Linked DNA regions of Homo sapiens: region 2 is linked to region 1. The links are chromatin loops, found by intact Hi-C in ENCODE. Cell type or tissue: thyroid gland. All regions are shown on one strand. Region 1 overlaps NKIRAS2 (NFKB inhibitor interacting Ras like 2). Region 2 overlaps CNP (2'',3''-cyclic nucleotide 3'' phosphodiesterase).

Evidence for each region. Peaks named below come from ENCODE experiments on the same cell type or tissue, not always from the same donor. Only the 100,000 strongest peaks of a DNase experiment are listed, where the experiment ranks them.
Region 2: a loop joins it to region 1, with 2.3 times the contacts of the local background. A loop is called at or near these places in 75 of 110 quality-filtered maps.

Annotation. Positions count from the first base shown.
Region 1 is chr17:42,022,270-42,027,269 of GRCh38, reverse strand. It overlaps NKIRAS2 (NFKB inhibitor interacting Ras like 2), which reads right to left. Exons shown (of 4, transcript NM_017595.6): 3 at 4,630-4,871; 4 at 1,629-3,616. The coding sequence ends at 3,377. ZNF385C (zinc finger protein 385C) reads left to right here. Exons shown (of 9, transcript NM_001392013.1): 9 at 137-1,694. The coding sequence ends at 373. Among named protein-coding and RNA genes, the nearest start is that of NKIRAS2, 4.7 kb to the right of the region's middle. RefSeq lists an enhancer at 2,284-2,333. In thyroid gland, a CTCF peak has its summit at 2,179 (motif pointing left); a DNase peak (open chromatin) is centred at 2,149; H3K27ac peaks cover 746 bases.
Region 2 is chr17:41,969,986-41,974,985 of GRCh38, reverse strand. It overlaps CNP (2'',3''-cyclic nucleotide 3'' phosphodiesterase), which reads right to left. Exons shown (of 4, transcript NM_033133.5): 3 at 2,955-3,094; 4 at 1-1,511. The coding sequence ends at 1,062. Among named protein-coding and RNA genes, the nearest start is that of CNP, 5.7 kb to the right of the region's middle. RefSeq lists an enhancer at 1,694-1,813. In thyroid gland, no CTCF peak of the experiment used is centred here; no DNase peak of the experiment used is centred here; H3K27ac peaks cover 551 bases.

The DNA of each region.
Region 1 (5,000 bases):
GGAAGGGAGGAGGATTTAGGTTTGGAACTCTAAAAGGCACGCTTTCCCTGCAGCAAAAAGCTTGAGGATGGGCCCCAGGGAGGGGGTGGGGTTTTCTGGGGTGGAGACTGTGTCCATTCCTTTCTTTTCCGTGTAGTCTAAACTGGCCTTGCAGAAGCAACTCACCAAGACGTTGGCAGCCCGCTTCCTGCCCAGCCCGCTCCCCACCGCAGCCACTGCCATCTGTGCTCTGCCAGGGCCCCTGGCCCTCCGCCCTGCCCCTACAGCAGCCACTACCCTCTTCCCGGCTCCCATCCTGGGCCCAGCTCTGTTTCGCACCCCAGCAGGAGCTGTCCGCCCTGCCACAGGACCTATCGTCCTTGCCCCTTATTAGCCCTCATGGGGAGGCCAGAGCTGATTTCCCAATAGCCACTCCTTGTCTCCTCCTGTCCTGAGACACCTTGGTTTCCTACATGCCACAGGGACTGTGAACAGCTTCAGGGGTCCTGCCCGATCCAGAAAGAGCTGGGCTAGTTTTAAGGGCAGCTGCCTTCCAAGGACTGTCCCCACCCTCCTTTCGCAGGCCTTCCAGGGTTAATCCTAGGCTTGCCTGCATTTCCCACCCTGACAGACCCCAAAGATCTATGCAAAATCTCAGCCCCAGCCATGTGGTGCTCTCACTTTCCTCCACCCAAGACCCACATGGCCAGACTCTAGGAATCTTAGCTTCTACAAGCCATCCTCTCCTAGCCAGGGGACGACTCTCTGACCTCTATTCCTAGGCTTTGGGGCTTCACTGGAGATAGGGATGGGGTCTCTAGCTGCAGCAGGCTCAAGGCTGTCAGGACAAGGTGACCATGGGAGTGTGACAGAGGACCATGGAGGAGAAAGGGGGACCCAAAAGTCCTTCGATCAGCAGTGCTAAGGTGGGGCAGAGCCAAGGAGGTAGTGGGGCTGGTTCTGAAAGCTTTTGGGGGCTTCATCTGCTCTGAAGGGGTGGGACTAAGAGAGGAGGTGATGTTCTGGTTGGGCCCAGGGTTTTGTTTTAATCTTAAGTCTTCTGGGCATTCATGGGCCCAGTCTTTTTTTCTGTCTGAGAGTATCATTCTGTTGCCCAGGTTAGAGTGCAGTGGTGCAATCTTGGCTCACTGCATGCAGCCTCTGCCTCCCTGGTTCAAGTGATACTTGCTGATAAGCCCAGTCTTAATATTGAGGGAGTAACTCATCCCTCAGAAGCTCTTCTTCTTAGCCTTTCTCTGACTTCCTGAACCCCAACTCTTGGAGGGCGGGTGTGGGTCTCCCTCAGACTATGGACTCAGCTAACACCGAACCCCCCGCAGAGCTCCCAAAGGAAGAGCTTTCCCCTACAGCTTCCCACTCCAAACTGGTCCTAGCACTAAATTCAGCTTTCCCTTCTCCCAACCAGCCCCTGCCACTGTGAAGCTGAGTGTTGGGAGGCAGTCTCACATGCACTGGCAAGACCCATTTTCATGCTGTCAATGTCAATGTCACAAACTCCTTTCCACTGCAGCACTGCCCCCTCCCCACCCCACAATATGGGACCCTGCCAGTATCCCCCTGTATCTTTTTTTTGTTTTTTAAAGACATTTCCAATGGGAGAACCAGAAAAAGGGGGAGGGGAGGGAAACTTTTTGATAACAATTGTGGTTTTATTGTGTCCAACCAATGCATCAATAAATGAACTTGAAGCCCAAGCCTGTGTGTGTCCTAATTCCACTCACCCAGCCCCGGGCACCTGCCCCACTCACCTCTGGCTTTGAGAAGGGGCGTGTGTCGGTGGTTGCCTGGCTGCAGTGTCTCACCTAGGCTAGGTGTGCACCTTAGAAGCACAAAGCGGGCACAGTTGTGGGTAATAAGCTTACTCTGCAGGCCGCTGGGTGTGTGCCCACCCTCCTGAGCCCCGAAAGAGGACCTGTCAGCTCCTGAGAGGCTGCTACGGGTTTGCCTTGTTCTGTTCAGGCATCTGAGGTAAGAAGGAGGGGCCAGAGGAGCACCTTGTCCAGCCTTCACCATGAGAGCGGGCATATAAATATAAATACAGGTAACTTATAAATAGAAGTCCAGCTCTGAGCTGAAAACCACAGGCAGGATAAAGAGCAGCCTCCAAGAGCGAGGCTGGCGGGCTGGGCACTGAGCGGCCACTCTGGTGACTGACAGCAGGTAGTGCACTCCTGCCCCCTGGTGGCTGGAGGGAGCGGCAGATCCCAGCCTCCAGGGCTGGTTGGCATAGCACCTTAAAGAGGGAGAAGCCATTGGCTTTACGAAATCAAGAGAACTGGAAAGGATCTAGGAGATCATCTAAGCAACTCTGGTCATCTTACAGATGAGAAACTGATGCCCAGAGAGGGGAAAGGTCTTGCTGGGTCACAAAGTGGGCTGGTGACTCATAGCCCAGTTATTCTATTCCATCTCAACCAGTGAGGCCCATCTGCTCCCTGAGCAGGAAGAGGAAGTAAAACAATTGGTAGGGGTGGGGAATTTTTTTTTTTTTTCTTCGAGATGGAGTCTTGCTCTGTTGACCAGGCTGGAGTGCAGTGGCACGATCTCGGCTCACTGCAGCCTCCGCCTTCTGAGTTCAAGCAATTCTCCTGCCTCAGCCTCCCCGGGTAGCTGGGATTACAGGCATGTGCCACTACGCCCGGCTAACTTTTGTATTTTTGGCAGAGATGGGGTTTCACAATGTTGGCCAGGCTGGTCGTGAACTCCTGACCTCAAGTAATCGACCCGCCTTGGCCTCCCAAAGTGCTGGGATTACAGGGGTGAGCCACTGAGCCCAGCCAGGGGTGGGGGATTTAAAACAGAAAACTACACTCCCAGGAGGCCAACTTCTTCCAGCCAAGAAAAGGACAGGAGAAAGGTCAGGGTGAGGGATGAGGAGACGCCTAATGCCAGTATAGGAGCATATTTGTGTGTGCACAACTAAATGCATACACACAATACCTGGACACCCTTTTTCTGGAGTCCAGGCTGGTGCCATAAGTGTGTGTGTGTCGCTGATGGGAAGCCCAGAGGGTGGGGCCCCTACCTATAATAGGAACTCAGACCCAAGAAGGGACACTGCTGCGTGGTGACTCTGCTTCCTGTCTGGGGCAGCTGGAAGGGACAGTGACCCACAACTGCCCCAGGAGACAGTGGAGCAGATCCTCTAAAAGCTGGGATGGGGAGTAGGCTGGGAGGGCTGAGGAAGGGGATGTCAACCAAGAGTATTTGCACTTCCCAGAGGTGAGAGGGAGCAAAGTGGCTGGGGCGTGGCCTGGCGGGGAGCTCCCTGGCTGACTGGGAAAGACAGCTTGTCCTCTACTTTGCCCTCAACACATCTACCAGAGCCCCAGACACTGAAATGGGGCTGGGATCGTGAAAGAGGAACGGCAGCTCTTCAGCCATCCAAGGAGCCGCTGCCCTTGTTCTTCCGGCTGAGGGGGAAGGCAGACTTGCTCTGGGGTTGCGTCATCTTGCTGGCCAAGTAGACAAAGGGCTCCAGGAGGGAGCGCCGGTCCGCCACTGACACCTCCCACAGCTTCACCTTCTCTGACTTGGCCCAGTGCTGAGCCACATCTGGGTCTACACGCCGCTGCTCCTGTAAGTCACACTTGTTGCCAAGGACCACGATGGTGACCTGGGGAAGAGGGACAGAGCATAGGCCTGTGAATGTACCATAGAACCAGGAATGGACATGGGGGCTGGCAACCACCTAGGAGTTCTATGAGAGGAAAGCTCAATGGCTGATATCTCATCTCTTTCTAGATTCCATACCACTCATTGTGGGGAAGGAGATGGTTGCTTTTTTTCTCTTTCCTCTGTTCAAATTCTGGCCTCCATCTAGCCCTCCTTTTAGGAGTTCTATCACCAGCTCTGTATTGCCCATACATGCTCATTATTAGCAGTCAGTTTCTGGCTCAACAACAGGTGAGGAAGCACTCCCAGAACCCTGCAGCTTACTGTGGGATTCTGGAGAACAGAAGGGCCTTCGTGGCCAGATGCAGTGGCTTACGCCTGTAATCCCAACACTTTGGGAGGCTGAGGCAGGTGGACTGCTTGAGTCCAGGAGTTTGAGACCAGCCTGAGCAACATGACAAAACCCCATCTCTACTAAAAATACAAAACTTAGCCAGGTGTGGTGGCATGCACCTGTAGTCTTAGCAGGGGGCTGAGGCAGGAGGACCACCTAAGCCTTGGGAGGTTGAGGCTGCAGTGAGCTGTGATCATGCCACTGCACTCCAGCCTGGGTGGCAGAGTGAGACCCTGTCTCAAACAAACAAACAAACAAACAAACAAAAGAAGGGCTTTCATAGCTAAAAGCACAGAACCATCAGGAAGGACAACTATGTGGGGACTTCATACAACTAAGTGGGGGCTTCATACATTAGGTCAGTGACCCCTTCAACAACTAAATGGGGGCTTCATACATTAGGTCAGGGACCCCTTAAACCACAAAGAGGCCTCTTTTGTTGAGCAGACTCAACATGCAGCCAATCCTGAGGGTAAAGATACCCTCAGTGGCCTCCACCCCACCTCTGGCTCCTAACTCACCTTGGAGTGAAGAATGGAGCCATGCCAGGCTTCCCAAACCAGCCCTCCGCCCAAACTCTCTGACCACTGAGGCTCCCACCAGAAGCCTATGCCACACACCTCCTTCTTGTCCTTGGATTTGTCAATCTCCTTCTTGAGCAGCTCCACACGCTGAAAAGACTCTCTGCTATCTGTGCTATAGACCAGGACGTAGCCATCAGTGCAAGAGAAGCAGTGTCGGGGCAGTTCGGCCCCATCTCGGAGCCCCCGGGTGTCATAGAAACGCACCTGCTCTCGCACCCCCCGGTCTGTCTCAATGGAGCCCACGTAGATGTCCTCCTGCGTCTCGATCATCTCCGAACCTGGTATAAAATGAGAAAACTGTCTGAAGTGGAGAGAGAGATGGGAAATGTGAGTGATGAGAGCATCTTAAGGCTGACCAAATGGGGAGAAAGGAATGTAGGGGGCTGAGGAGGCCAGAGAATTGACAG
Region 2 (5,000 bases), 52 kb after region 1:
TCCCAGAAGCAACCGGTGGGACTTGGCCCTTACCAGCCAGGGGTCTACTCCATTGGCTCTTGGTGCCCACCAGCCCCTGTTAGAGGAGGCCCAGAGGCCTCCAGAGGCACCATGGAGGCAAGATGGGCTGGGTAGAGAGCAGGACTGGAGCTTCCTCACCAGGGTTCTGCCTCTGGCCCCGATCTCCCCATCCACACAGCGGAGCCAGGCCACTGGAAAGGACAGCCAGTCCAGCCCCTTCCTGGAGTGAGGCCCCCAGCCAGCGGGGATGTGGCGGCTGCTTAACTGTTCTGCTTTCTTCCCTAGTTATCAAACTGTTACCTAGTTATGGTGTGAAGGGGAGGGGGCAGGGACTTAGGACCAAAGGTGGGAGGTAAGCTCCTTTTTCTACCCTGGTAAATAGCCCCAGCCTTCTTGGGGCTACACTGATTAAGAAATGGGATCACTCAGGAGGATTGCTTGAGCCCAGGAGTTCGAGGCTGCAGTGAGCCATGATCGCACCACTGCACTCCAGCTTGGGAAATAGCAGGACCCTGTCTCTAAAAACAAAGAAAAAAGACAAGGAGATGGAATCAAAGCCCAGAGGTCCTCCCCTTCTCAGAGCCACCACTAGTTCTCTGTGACCATGGAAAACTACCCCCAGCCCCACTGCCTTTTGCCTCCGGTCAGTGGGTTTTGCGGGGCTCTGAGGTGTCTCCCCACTCACCCAGCTCTGGGCAGAGCAGCTGGGCTGGGCTGGGGCTGAGCTAACCAGAACCTGGAAGTAGGGCTCGGGGTTCTGGCTGTGGCCCCATCCCTGGCTTGGCCCAGCCTCGTCAGCTTTGGTCCAGGTTCCTGAATGGTGCCTCCCTGCCCACCTTGTGTTGGGAGCGTGAGCATTAGAGGGGAAGAGGGCGGACAGGAAGGGAGGGTCAGTTATTTTACAAGTTTTTAAAAAGTTACAGGTAGGTTAACTTTGAGTAAAAAAAAAAAAAAAAAAAATGTCACAAAACAAGGATCAAACAGAGGGCACGTTTCCCTCTCCCCTTCCCTTCTAGGGGCATAAGTGGTGGTGAGAACACTCATATGATGGTGCAGGACTGCAAGGCGCCCCCCTTCCGGCTACCTTGCGTGGGCACAGGTTTGCCTTTCCCGTAGTACCCCGTGAAGATGGCCCTGACCTCCATGTTCTTGGCCAGGGTCAGCATCCAGCGCCCATTGCCCAAGGAATAGAGCTTGCCCCGGCTTAGCTCGCCCACCTCCTCGCCTCGGCTGCCCCCCTTCTCCTGCCGCAGAATCTCTAAGAGGTCAAGGCCCGTCTGCACGGCCTCTACGTCAGCTGCACAGCCGAGGGTGATGTGGGCGCGGCTCCCCCGCGGCAGGTTGTCAGTGGGTGACAGCTTGTCCACATCACTCGGCCACAACTGCAGTTGCTGCTCGCTTAACTCCACCCGGGCCCCAGTCGTCTTGGGTGTCACAAAGAGGGCAGAGATGGTCAGCGTGAAGGCCTTGGAGTAAGATTTCTTTAACACCTGGGGAGAGTGAGAAAGAGGGGCCCAAGCTAGAGATGGCAGGCTCTTGAGGAACAGCTGACCCAGGGAGGGTCCCTCCTGGAGGAGAGAAGGGGAAGTCTAACAGAAGTGAGCACAGCTGAGCAGGGGTCGGTATAGGCCCAGCATCCACTAACAACTGCGGCACGCACCTTCCATAGGCGCTCCAGGCTCAAGTGAGAAACACGAAGGCGCTCAGACAGGGCCACACGGGGACAGCCGGACTTCCTGAGGGAGCCCAGCTCCCTGCACACTGGCTTCCGGCCTCAGCGGGCTGGCTGACCTCTCGGTGCCTTGGCTTCATCACCCGTAAAACAGGGAGAACCAGAGCCTACCTCAGAGTTAATGTGGTTATGAGAGTGACTAGGTAAACAGCCCACAGGGGTGTCCGCGCACACAACAGCTGCTACTGTTGGCACCGCTCAGCTTCCCCTGGGACCCAGACAGCGCCCTGGAGGACAGGGTGAGGTCAGACTGAGGTCAGACTCGCCCTTGATGGAAACCTGCTCTTACACTTTGGTTCCCATCTGATGATATGTCTGCTTCTATCTGATTCTTTGAGACAGCCCATCCCATCTCAGCATAAACGCTTTTCTATTTTTGCTCACGATCCCTTGTCCCAACAGTGTCTGGCATGAAATGGGTAGTTAATAAATGCTAAATGAAGGCATGGTTAGGGATGGTAGCTCAGGTGTTACATATTCATTCCACTATGCTAGGGTGCTGGAACCACAGGAGTCAACGAAACTTAAAAACTCGCCCTCAGGGGAGCTTCCATTTGGGAGGACACTCTAGTGAACAAACAAACGATTGTGCTAACCTAGGCAGAGAAGTGGGAGAGTGGGCTTGGGGGTGGACACTTGGAAGTTGGAGACTGTGGATATGGGTGACATGCCTGGCATTCAGGGATCACTGTCAGTGGCTGTGGGTGTAAGGTGCCAGCTGTGTGGTGCAGAAAGGTCTCGTACCCATTAGCCAATAAGCTTCATTATCGTATGAAACTCCCTCACTCTGGGGCCAGGCCAGACCTCAGACCTGGGGACAGGGATGGGGACCTCAGTGCACCAGGCTCCCTGGGGGCGAAGGACTCCTAGTCTTTGGAAGGTAAAACAGGCTCAGAGAGACCAGAGCAGGAGCCCACTGTGGACCAGCATTCTCCATGAATCTGCAGAAGGCGAAGGTGCTTGGGGGCAGGTGAATGCACAGGCTGGCAGTACTGCCAGGGCAGGCTCCTTAGAACCTGCGGCTGAGGTCTATGCAGCTACGCCTGGGGACAGGGGAGCTAGGAGGAGGAGATGCCATTTTTCTTGAGCTGCCATCTGGTTTTTGGTCCCTGCCTGGCACCGGTACCTATCTTCAGAAGATGCTGCAGCCCCTTCTCCCCCAACCTCCCACCTCCCCCATGTGTCCCTGGGGAAGACTCACATCTTGTTGAGCGTACTCCTCTGCCCCGGGAGCCTTCCCGTAGTCACAAAACTTGGTTGTGCAATGCAGCACGCCTGGGGGTCTCTTTCCAAAGTAGGTGACCAAGTCCATCTTCTCCCTGGGCTCATCCCCAGGGACGACTGCCGGGAGAAAACGGGTGCAGTCAGGGCAGGGGAGCAGGGGCATACCAACATCCGCCACCAGGACCACCGAGGCCCAGCGCAAAACACTCGGACACTAAGCATCACCTCTCCAGCAACCCACTACAGCTCATTCATTGGTTAGTTGGTCAAACTAATGGCAACTTTAGAGCAATAAAAAGTTAAAATTCTCAGGCCAGGTGCGGTGGTTCACACCTGTAATCCCAGCACTCTGGGAGGCCGAGGTGGGTGGATCACAAGGTCAGGAATTCAAGACCAGCCTGGCCAAGATGGTGAAACCCCGTCTCTACTAAAAATACAAAGAAATTAGCCAGGCGTGGTGGCGGGCGCCTGTAATCCCAGCTACTTGGGAGGCTGAGGTAGAGAATTGCTTGAACCCAGGAGGCAGAGGATACAGCGAGCCGAGATAGTGCCACTGCACTCCAGCCTAGGCAACAGAGCAAGACTCCGTCTCCAAAAAAAAAAAAAAAAAAGTTAAAATTCTCTGGCTTTACATTGTATAGATCTTTCCATCTCTTCTCCAAACTCTAAGGCATTTGTAACAGAGGCAGGCAGTACAGGCCAAGGGAATCTAAGATTTACTAGCACCACGTCTCAAAGGGGAAGCAAGTCATGGGAAGTGGGGTGGAAAGAAAACAGAGGGCTGGGAACAACATGGTACGGTGGAAACAGCCAGAACACAGTGAATATCTCAGCTCTGCCATGTACCAGCCATCGGCCTCGGGCAAGTGACCAACCCTATCTATCAATCCAGCACAACAGTTAGGGTGACCATATACCCCAGTGTTCCCAGGACCACCAGGGAACTATCAGTAGTGCCCCATTTCACTCAGGGGCCCATCTGGACAAGCAGTCACAACGTCACCATCAGTTTAATACACACCTTGCAGGCCTATGGGGGGGCCTCCTGGTACAGGAAGGGTCTTGGACTATAATGGGGTGACATTATGGGGCTGGAAGACACAAAGAGGAGTGGAGTATCTGTGATTTTGATTTCCAGACTCCACACCTGTGGCTGTCTTTGGAGTCACTCGCTTTTTCCTGTTATGTTCTGAATTGAGTCCCCATGAGGATGTCTCGCCCTCCACAGGGGAGGAAGGCCTCTCCTGAGAGCAGCCTTGCTGGCCCATTACATTTCTCCTGCTCTAATCCTGGGCAGAAAAATCCAGTTTTCCTTTACAAATAAAATAGGCTGGGCATAGTGGCTCGCACCTGTAATCCCGGCAATTTGGGAAATTGAGGCGGGGCGTTTGAGACCAGCCTGGCCAACATGGTGAAACCCTGTCTCTACTAAAAATTTATAAATTAGCCAGGTATGGTGGCGGGTGCCTGTAATCCCAGCTACTTGGGTGGCTGAGGCAGGAGAATTGCTTGAACCCGGGAGATGGAGGTTGCAGTAAGCCGAATTGCCCCACTGCACTCCAGCCTGGGCGACAGAGCAAGACCCCCGTCTCAAAAAAAAAAAAAAAAAAGATCTGGCAATCATCCTGTCAAGCTTGATTCGTCCCATCTTGGGCCAAGGGCCCCTCCTTTCTTTTGTGCTACCGACCAGCCTGGTCAAGATGGTGAAACCCTGTCTCTACTAAAAATACAAAAATAAAAAAAAATTAGCCGGGCATGGTGGCAGGCGCCTGTATTCCCAGCTACTTGGGAAGCTGAGGCAGAGAATTGGCTTGAACCCAGGAGGCGGAGGTTGCAGTGAGCCGAGATCATGCCACTGCACTCCAGCCTGGGCAACAGAGCAAGACTCCGTCTCATAAATAAATATTAAAAGCAACTTTGAGCAGTAGTCACTCCAGGGCAGAGCCACCAGCTCACAGGTACAGGGCTTGCTCCTGGCCAATGTCACTGCAAGCACCACAGTTCACTGCAGAGTTCAAGTTTA